Regions from separate parts of the Homo sapiens genome. Here regions 1 and 3 are each linked to region 2. Evidence: chromatin contacts called from ENCODE Hi-C or POLR2A ChIA-PET data. All regions are on one chromosome and are shown on one strand. The core of a region is the stretch at or near the end of the contact, and the rest is flanking DNA. Distances in the headings are between cores, read along the strand shown.

Evidence for each region. A loop is a pair of places that touch in the nucleus more often than their neighbours do. ChIA-PET counts read pairs that join two places held with the same protein, here RNA polymerase II (POLR2A). Pooled maps may share reads with other maps.
Region 1: a pooled map shows a loop between it and region 2 (2.5-fold over the local background). The contact joins the enhancer-like site here to the promoter of FAM8A1 in region 2. A Hi-C loop is called at or near these places in 2 of 50 pooled maps. POLR2A ChIA-PET finds 5 or more read pairs at or near these places in 2 of 52 experiments (A673 and activated B cell).
Region 3: a map of CD8-positive, alpha-beta T cell shows a loop between it and region 2 (3-fold over the local background). The contact joins the enhancer-like site here to the promoter of FAM8A1 in region 2. A Hi-C loop is called at or near these places in 1 of 168 maps with a recorded cell type or tissue (CD8-positive, alpha-beta T cell) and 4 of 50 pooled maps. POLR2A ChIA-PET finds 5 or more read pairs at or near these places in 1 of 52 experiments (A673).

What each region holds. Positions count from the first base shown.
Region 1 is chr6:16,503,934-16,507,377 of GRCh38, forward strand. The region is part of intron 5 of ATXN1 (ataxin 1); the gene reads right to left. Among named protein-coding and RNA genes, the nearest start is that of ATXN1-AS1, 260 kb to the right of the region's middle. Within about 2 kb of position 2,167, at least 4 of the 41 ENCODE cell types and tissues checked have a DNase peak (open chromatin) inside an H3K27ac peak, as active enhancers do.
Region 2 is chr6:17,599,027-17,602,301 of GRCh38, forward strand. It overlaps FAM8A1 (family with sequence similarity 8 member A1), which reads left to right and starts at 1,276. Exons shown (of 5, transcript NM_016255.3): 1 at 1,276-2,095. The coding sequence starts at 1,384. RefSeq lists a silencer at 1,135-1,614 and enhancers at 2,681-3,181, 3,182-3,275.
Region 3 is chr6:16,479,976-16,483,213 of GRCh38, forward strand. All of the region lies in intron 6 of ATXN1 (ataxin 1), which reads right to left. Among named protein-coding and RNA genes, the nearest start is that of GMPR, 240 kb to the left of the region's middle. Within about 2 kb of position 1,341, at least 4 of the 41 ENCODE cell types and tissues checked have a DNase peak (open chromatin) inside an H3K27ac peak, as active enhancers do; they include CD8-positive, alpha-beta T cell, where a contact is called at or near this core.

The DNA.
Region 1 (3,444 bases), core at 917-3,416, 1.1 Mb before region 2:
CCCCAAACTCTTCATTTTGCAAAACTGAAACTTTTTAACATACGTACATTTAAAAAATTCTTAAAAATGTAATTGAATGATCTAGGGTGTGGGGTACCCAGGTTCTTCACTTCCCCCTTGCCCCCACCTGCTATATATCTTGTGCCTTTCAGCCCCACTTAGGGCATCTTTAGCAAGAAATGTGGTAAATGTGGTTGAGACATGTGGTCAATGAAACTCCTGCCTACTAGCTTAGCTACTAGCTAGCAGTTTGGGCTGCTCAAAATGAATTTCCTGGATAATTTTCCTAAGCCCTCACTGACTCCTACTCGCATGTATTGCTAGGAGCCAGCTTTCACTCCTGGGACTGGTTTGGGCTTCCAGAAAGCATGCCTTGTAAAGAACAGGGCCTGTGTGTCAAACAGCCTGTATACAACACACATAGCTTATATATGACAACCATGTGATTTTTGTCATTTTAACATTTCTGAACTCAGGACTTATTTTATATATGATTGGTACATAAAAGAGTGGTAGCACCCCCACCCCCAGAAACTAATCATTTAATCTACAGTGCATATTATCATCAGTGACACTACAGAAATCAAAGAAAACTGGTATCTATTTCATATTTGCACAGAATCGTTTTTAATTTTAAATGTTTTTCATATAATGATCACATTGCCAATCTCACACTTGGAGAAGCAAAAAGCAAAGAAGGAAAAGGACTTGAAAAGGGTGACAAGTCACTCAGGTGAATGGGATGAGGCCAGGAGGTGACCAGGCCTGGATCTGACGTGAACTGCTCCCCACAAAGACCTCTCCACGGCGCTCAGCCTCAGACTCCCCTCATGTGTAAAATAACACAGGGGAAATGAAAATTAAACCAGTGTTAAGCTGTTCCTGACGTGCTTCCTGCACCAACATTCAACCAGCTCTCTGACCTTCTTACGAGGCTCAGGAGTCCTCCTGGGGGAAAGAGCTGCAACACCTGCTATTCTACTTTGCATGGTTGGTTCAGGCTCTAGAAAATAGCAAGAGCCCACCTCCTCCTCCTCCTGCAATCAGCTCTCCTGTTTCCTTTTTTTTTTTTTTTTTAGCTTTAGCTCTACTTCTATTTTCCAACTGGGATCATGGCTACTGCCTTCTACTACTCAGCAGCTAATTACACACACCCTCCGAGGAACGTAGGCCACTGAGTGAGGGGCCCAAACTCAGCTGGACACAATCCCTGCTTATCCCTCTCAGCTGTGGTCAGCTGGACACCTAGGCACACATGGGGAAGCCACTCAGTCCTTGCCTGAAAGAAGAAAACATACCGGCAGCCCAAATCTCAACCTTCTTCACTAACAGGCAAGCTTACCATGTGTTGAATTTAACCAGCCAGCACCAAACCATCAGACTTTCTGTTACTCAGAAATAAGTAAACAGTATGAAAAAGGTCCCTTATTAGGTGGGCTCAGGGTGCTGGTATCAGGACTATTTTTGCATATTCTATCATTAGGTCAGGCTGACATCCCAAACCTTAAAAAGTTAATAAGGGAAAGAACGCATAAACGCATATAAGCTTTATATGGAAGGTTAAGTGCACTGGCAGCCTACTAAAATAGAAAGTTAAATACAGCAATGAGATTTTGAAATTTCCCCTTGCAATAAAAAAGAAGGGGCCTTAATAGGAACACAAGCCAGGCTTGCTGGAAAAGCAGTCTTTGTTCCTTAAAACAACCTGCAATTGACTACTTATGGAGGACTTAAATTTCCGGAAATATTGTACCATCACTGACCCGTGTACACGGTTATGAGGCTCCGATAACAATAGCACTCTCAGGGAGAACCGACAGTTTAACGAAAGCAAATTAGGGTCTCAGTAATAAGATGACTGAGAACATAAACTACTATGCGTCTATCTTTTAAACACTTAAGTAATTTTAGTGTTGCTTCACTTGCCAGAGTAAATGAGTTATAAAAACCTCTGCTTTCTCATAAAAGCCTCCATATACCCAACGAATGGCGAATGATGTTACAATAAGCAGCACGTGTCCCATTTCCTCCCATAAGGAATAATCCTCTTTTTGTGATTCTCCTTTTCACTTCATCTGGAGGGCAGTGTCTTCCCTCCTAGAAGAGAGGCCCAGGCTGAGAGCATCATGGTTTTGGCAGGGAACTCAGAAAATCTTGGCATCAGGGCTTACTATAAGCTGAGTTAAACAGGAATGGAAGATCATTGGAAGCCCTGGAAAAATAGAAAATATTTCTAGGGTAGCACAGAAGTTTGGCCTTTTCGCTGGTGATTTATTTCCATTTGTTCACATGATGTGACTCATCATTTGGGTGACATGGAGCAGGCAGCATCGTTTCAAGTTCATCATTTTATTAAGCAATGAGTCAAATGAAGAAAGTGGTTTAAGGGAAATGGTCATTTTCTAATGATTTTTCTCTAGTATGATTTTATTTAATAGTTTTACATAAGCAAAGCTGATGTCTCCTCTGACCTCCCCCTTTTAAAATTTCCAGAAAATAAGACATTCTGATGGAGATCAGGCCACAAGACAGTAGTTCAGAAAAGGGTAATTTTTGTTTTAATTTTTCTCCTCACTCCCTATGTAATTGGTGGCCAGGATATTGAAATTCTCTGGAAAACACAGAATCCATTTACATGATGAATTCAATGATATATTATAATGTCTTGTTCAGAAGTGTTAGGAGAATTGATGAGTTAATGTTGGTAAATCACTCTGCAATTCCCAGGTCAAAGATGTGAAATGAACATTATCATTATTTGTTTCAGTGGAGGCTCACTGGCAAAATGTGGTCTAGTGGGCCTGATTAGGAAACAAAAGCTTATAACTTTGCAGCAAGAGGGGAAAACATTTTTTCAGTACTACCTTTTACCTAATTCTCTTCTACCCTAAGGGAGTAAAGGGCATGCCAATGATTATTGATAACATCATTCAACGCCATGTAATGAGTTGACACCACTGAAATAAACCAAAGGATGTAGGGATGTATGTACAGCTGGATGGATGAATGGACAGATGGATGGATGGACAGACAAATGGCCGGTGACCAAAATACATATACTCCTCCGTGTTATATATTAAGGCTGCTTTTTTAGAACACTGTCCTTCTTACCCAAATTATCACTGTAGAAGCAGATCATCATGCTTTAAGCCTTAGAATATGATGGATTTCAATTACTGCATCATATCTGTGAGATTTTTGGTTAGGAACTTTTAATATGAATTTGTCCAATTTTTTCAGTAATGCAAAACTTTTTGGTTTAATATCTGTTGTTATTCCTACCCTTGTCAGCCAAACTCATAAAATAAAGATTTTCTAATATATGGTATTTAGAAATTCTCTGCACTATAGAAGGTGTTTGAAGTTAATGAATAAATAAATGGATAAATAGATGGGTAAGTGGCATCATCCAGCCACAGCACTGCAATGTCCGAAGGAACTCTG
Region 2 (3,275 bases), core at 26-2,525:
GGGACTACAGGCGCCCGCCACCACGCCTGGCTAATTTTTAGTATTTTTAGTAGAGACGGGGTTTCACTGTGTTAGCCAGGATGGTCTCGATCTCCTGACCTTGTGATCCGCCCGCCTCAGCCTCCCAAAGTGCTGAGATTACAGGCGTGAGCCACCGCGCCCGGCCTTGTCCAGTCATTTTTTTATACGGCTGTCCATGCTTTGTTGAACCTAAGCATACAAATACACGATTTCCCTTGTTATCTTTGGGTCTTCATTCTGAAGGCTCCCGTGTCACATAAAACGATGGTCAAATCAATGTCTATGTCTTTTCTCCTATTAACTGCCTCCTGTCAGTGACTTTCAGCGAAACTTCAGAAGGTGAAGCGGAAGTTTTCCTTTGGCCCGGACAGCATCATCATTAATATCATTAATAAATATTCCCACAGTATTTGGCCCTTGTATGTCCTTTGTATGGTGCTGGGGATACAATAACATATCGCTGCAGAGATTTTCAAATGTAAAAGAAGAGAGATTATACTGATTTAAAAGCTAGATTCTGTCCTCACCCTGGAGCTAGTCTGCATTTACGAAAACTTACTTTCCACTGCGGTAGACAGACGCTTTCTACTCCAGCGCAACTGTGCCTTTCCTCAAATCTAGTCTCAAATTTAGGTTCCTTTTCATTTTCTGTTATGGAAAGGCCCTCAGCGTATCCCAGGCTTTGGAGCCTTTTGTTAGTAGTCTGGCCCATGCATAATTTCCCCTTCCTCTGAATTATACATAGCACCTCACTAGTTATATTTTAATACACTTTCCTATGTCTCAGTGGTAGTTTCCTATATTAATATATATCCCAGTTTAGTTTGGCTTTTAATTTCTTTTCTTCTAAGGGGATAGATGCGTTCTGTACCACCTTCTCGAGTACTAATGGTTAACTGGAATGAACACAAGCAACAAACCCTCCGGCCTGGATCCCAAAACAACAGTCGCGGTTCTGCAACAGAAAAGGCTGCGCTGGCCCTGGGACCTGTCTCGGAAATACTCCTCATCCATCTAGTTTCTCCCAGGACAACTAGGCCCAACCCCACGGGAATATACAGAGAGGCCTCGGGTCACAGACTTAAAGCTGTAAAAGGGAGGAGGCGACGGTCTGGTCCCAGTCACCGACCAGCCACCGACTACTAGGGCCCGAACCCGGGACTGCAGACGCACCTCCCCGCCCTCCCTTCCCAGCTCCGCCTGGCGGCGGGCGTTGCTCCTGAGGGGCGGGGCTTCCGCTTCCGGCGGGGGATTGTTGACGCCTGCGGTTGCTGCGGTGGTGACGGGGCTGTTGGGGAGGGGCCATTGGGGGAGGGAAACGGAGCAGTGACAGGTATCCCAGAGGGTGCTGCTGAGGCGACGATGGCCGAGGGGCCCGAGGAAGCCCGAGGCCACCCTCCCGGGCAGGACGATGGCGGAGGGGACCACGAGCCCGTCCCTTCCCTGAGAGGCCCTCCTACCACCGCCGTCCCATGCCCCCGCGACGACCCCCAGGCCGAACCCCAGGCCCCGGGCCGGCCCACAGCCCCGGGCCTCGCGGCTGCCGCCGCAGCCGACAAATTGGAGCCGCCGCGCGAGCTCAGGAAGCGCGGGGAGGCGGCCTCCGGCTCCGGTGCAGAGCTGCAGGAGCAGGCGGGCTGCGAGGCGCCCGAAGCCGCGGCGCCACGAGAGAGACCAGCTCGGCTGAGCGCCCGCGAGTACTCCCGGCAAGTGCACGAGTGGCTGTGGCAGTCCTACTGCGGCTACCTCACCTGGCACAGCGGCCTGGCCGCCTTCCCAGCCTACTGCAGCCCCCAGCCCTCCCCGCAGAGCTTCCCTTCGGGCGGCGCTGCAGTCCCCCAGGCCGCGGCGCCGCCGCCCCCGCAGCTGGGCTATTACAACCCCTTCTACTTCCTGAGCCCCGGGGCCGCGGGGCCTGACCCGCGGACAGCTGCCGGCATCAGCACCCCTGCTCCAGTCGCGGGCCTGGGACCCCGGGCTCCTCACGTGCAGGCGTCGGTCCGGGCCACTCCAGTGACGAGGGTAGGATCCGCAGCCCCTTCGCGAAGCCCGAGCGAGACCGGGCGACAGGCAGGTGAGAAGCGCGAGGTGGAGGCTGGGCGGAGTAGAAGGGTTTTCGGGGGCCTGTGGGGTAGAGCTGGCACGCTTTTTAGACCTGTAACTGCTGCTTCTACTCTGATTGACTATCCTGCCCGTTCAGTTCACTAGCTATCGTTTGTCCAGGCCCTAAATTCCCAAAATGTACAAGGAGGCAATACAGTTTCTTCTTCCTTTAGACCTGGCACTCCAAATTGACTCCCTTACTCATGGGACTAGTTGTTTATTCGTGAAAAGAAATTGCTCTTCAAACCATCCTCTTCCTTTGGTTTTCACGCTCTGCAGTGAGGGCCAAAGCTAAATTCGCAAATGGCAAACCCACTTTTGGAGGGGCTCGACTGGTAATGCTGAAAATTATTCAGACATTGGCTACTTAGGACAGTGGAACTGAACGGATATAAAAGGAGATCGACATGGATACAAGTGGAGTTAGGAAGTTTTGATTGGGTCAAAGCTTCACTTCATTTGATCAATATCTTGTATATTGTGTAATTGTTTTTGCTTCTGTGTGTGAACTAGAATATTTTGAATTAGTTACACTTCTTAGTTTACTATTTAAACTATTAGACTTTTAGTTTATTTTAGTTAGCCACAGATAGATGGGACAAGAACTAGTTGATGCCTCTGATCCCAGTCAGAATTTAGGATGACAGATTGATACTCACTGGGTTTATTTTAAAGAAAGCAAAACAAACTAAAAAACGGGTGGGGGGGGATTACAGGGATTTACTTTATACTAATTGCCAATATTTAACCTTGATTTGTACTAAAAAATGTTTAATTTTGTGTGACTTAGATGTGATCACCTGGATTCTCCTCATTAGAATTCCTAGTGAAATGTAGTGGGTACCCTAATCAAATTTATCTGTGAAATCAGTTTTCTAGGGGGAAAGTGGGGAGGGTGGGGACAAGGTCTGCTTCTATCGCCCAGCCTGGATAGTGCAGTGGCGATCTTGGCTCCCTGCAGCCTCCGCCTCCCAGGTTCAAGCCGTCCTGCCACCTCAGCTTCCCTAGTAGCTGGGACTAAAGGCATGCGCCACCACGCCCGGCTAATTTTTGTATTTTTTGTTGAGACGGGGTTTCGCCATGTTGGCCAGGGCCAGACTGGTCTCGAACTCCTGGCCTCAAGCAATCTGCCCGCCTCGGCCTCCTAAAGT
Region 3 (3,238 bases), core at 91-2,590, 1.1 Mb before region 2:
ACCTTGTCTCTACAAAAAATACAAAAATTAGCCGGGCATTGTGAGGCACACCTGTAATCCCAGCTACTTGGGAGGCTGAGGCAGGAGAATCGCTTGAACCCAGAAGGTGGAGGTTGCAGTGAGTTAAGATCGTGCCACTGCCCTCCAGCCTGGGCAACACAGCAAGAGACTTCATCTGCAAAAAAAAAAAAAAAAAAAAAAATATCTAAAATGATCCTGAAGAAAATGGTGGCCTGGTGGCCATGTGCTACAAATCCTCATGCTATGTTTTTGTCAGTGTTCAAACCAAACAATTTCTGATGGAAGGAAAGCTCTGGCTCTGAGCTCTCACATGCCCAGACACAGAAGTAGTACATAAAATACTATTCCTAGTCTCTTCTCAAAGCATCCTTTGTCTTCTCTAAATACACATATATATTGGGTTGAAATTCCACCTCTGCTTGAAGGCTCAATTTAGATGTCTTCCCTGAAATTCCAGCGCTGACAACTCTTACCCATCGTCCCTTTCGGTACACCTGACTCCGCCACCAAGTACATCCTTCCCATAGCACCTTCCTAGAGTCTCAAAGGGCAGTAAGTACAGATTACTCAGCCCTGGATCCCTGATAGACTCAAGAACATCCTGGCACACAACACTCTTTTAATAAATATCATGTAATTGAGTGAACTCTAAACTTAAAGAGGACACAAAAGCATTTTACCTTGGCACTATTCAGTTACAAAGCAGCCTGACCAGGCTGTTGATGTTGTTTCACCCCATAGAACACAAATGTTGTAAAAGATCCATGAACTTTTTTCCTTCCACAACGTCTGGGTGTTCTTTGCATTTTCCTCCTCCTCTCCAAGATGCTGAGAGGAGGAGCTGAGTACTTGAGGAAGAAGGTGCTGAGGGGAAAGGGTGTGCCTGGGATGGGCTACGCTTTGTCAGTTGCCTCAGGAGGTAGCTCTGACACCACTTCTTAGAAGCAGTGACTCCTGCAAAGACCCTGCCAAAGGTGCCCATCCCAAATAACACACCAGGGGCAATGGCCAGGAACTAGTGAAGCTGTCAATCAGAAGCCATTCAAGGAAGTCTGAGGAAGAGAGAGAAATGGGTGAAAGAGAAAACTCTAGAAGACTTGAAGCTATCCCCAGTGCACTTGGATGGAATGAGCTCAGTCATAACCTCTCTGCCTTTACAATCTGTAGGTCAATCTGCAGGAGCATTACAAGCAAGGATTTAAGAAAAAGGAGATTGTTCTCCCTCACTTGTCCAAAAGTGGTGGAATCTCCCCTTCTCTCCTGACCCTCTTATCTACTTCAGATTTTTTTTTTGTAACGCTGGAGAATTTGGTATCACAGATGGCAAATCTAAAAGGTACAAACTGACAGACACAGAGGGAAATTCCCAGATTGCTCTTATTAGAGTGTGCGTGTGTGTGCAATTCTCTTAGTCTGGAGATTCAGAGTAAGAGAAATTCAGCTCCCATTTTTTAAGACTTACACAGACAGCATAATGCTGTTTACACAGGTACAGAGGTATTTATTTTAGTCTCTCCATTTCTTCCTAGGAATAAAGTAATGCCTGCACTCAGAGCAGTTATTCTGAAAAGGGAGTCCATAGACACACAAAATTCCAGAAACCTTTATTATTGCTGTCCTCAAAAGCTAACTAGCACAATGCCTCCCTAAGAAAGCTTTTGTGAACTTCCCATCACACACCACAGAGACATTAAATGGGTTTCATTTGTACCAGCACACCATTTTTTCATTCTAAGGTGTGCACTAGAATGAAGTGTTATTCAGTCAGCCCCTTTCTAGGGAGATACAGCACTTCAGGCCCATCCCTACTTTGAAAAGAAATATGAACGTAAGCAGTGATGAAATGATGTGATGATAAGAGACAAAACCACCGCCGTTCACAGAAAGCCAGGGCAGGATGCTCACAAACAAGTGACAAAGCAAACCACTCAAATGGAAAAGGAGAGGAAATACAGACAGTGCAGACTTTTAAAAAAAGTATTAGAAAATCCCCAAACTCTACTGATAGGTCTAGAATTTTTTTTTTTTTACACAAATTGTTCCCTCCTCACATTTCTTTATACACATCAAGTATCCACTTCTAAGGAAAATAGTCTAGACTCTCCATCCCTTCCCCACACCCTTAAACTGCTATCAGATTCAAGCATTCTCATCAGAACAGCATGTATGTTCCTTTTCCTAATGGCTCAGGCCCACACATGAGAGGCATTCACTTAGTGAATGTCATTTAGGCATTCACTCAATGAATATTTACTGACTGCCCATTATGGGAACAAGCAGTATTTTAGGTACTATTCATTCACCAGGGAAGAATAAGAATGAGAATAAGGATAAGAATACCATCCCTCCTTTTGCAGAGCTTGCAGACTAGTTGAGGAGACTGATGATTAACAAATAAATATATAATATGTAAGGTGCTTAAAAGAAAAACACAGAAGGCTAGAGGACTGAGAGGGATGGGGTGGATGCTATTTTATGTAGATCAGGGAAGGCTGCTTTGATAAGGTAACTCAAGAATTCCTACTTAAGGAAGCAGAGAAGCTTAGGAATGAAATATGGATCACTTTCTCCTTGCTTAGACTCTAACCAATATTTGAGCACAGAGGTGGTTTTAGAAAACTCAAGTTCAAAAATCGTTCCTGTTTATTTTCAAAAGGACCAATGAGTGTGGACCCTAAATTTAAACAGCTAAAGCTATAGTCTAAGGACAGTCTCAAATAAATACCTTTGAATTGTCATATGGTGCCCAGGAGGGTCTTGTGGAAAGGGTTTCATGGTAGTGAAAGATGTAATAACTCTTTTTTTCTTTTAACCCTAAGACTGTGCTCAATGTTTTAAAAACAGTTGTAAATGAGGTAGTGCCAAATCATTGATTTTTAGGAACCCAAGAAGGTAAAATAAACGTTCAATTGGCCTCATCTAAGGCTGATACTTTATGCAACTTGAGACACTTAGGGTAAAAACCACCACTGGAGGTGATTTAACTCAATTTTCTCAAGTTGTCCATCATAAAATGAGTCCCCATGGTAGAGAGGACCCAAGGTTATATGGCTAACAACAGCATTGTGCATAAAATCCAGGTCTGCTAACTCTGAGTTCAGTGTCAGCATCATTCTCTTCTTGTACAAGATCCCCCCTCCCCCCAGCCCTTACAGCCAGTCTGAAACATCTTCAGGGGCAAAGGCCATCTGCTGGCAAGTGGTGGCAGATTTGAGAG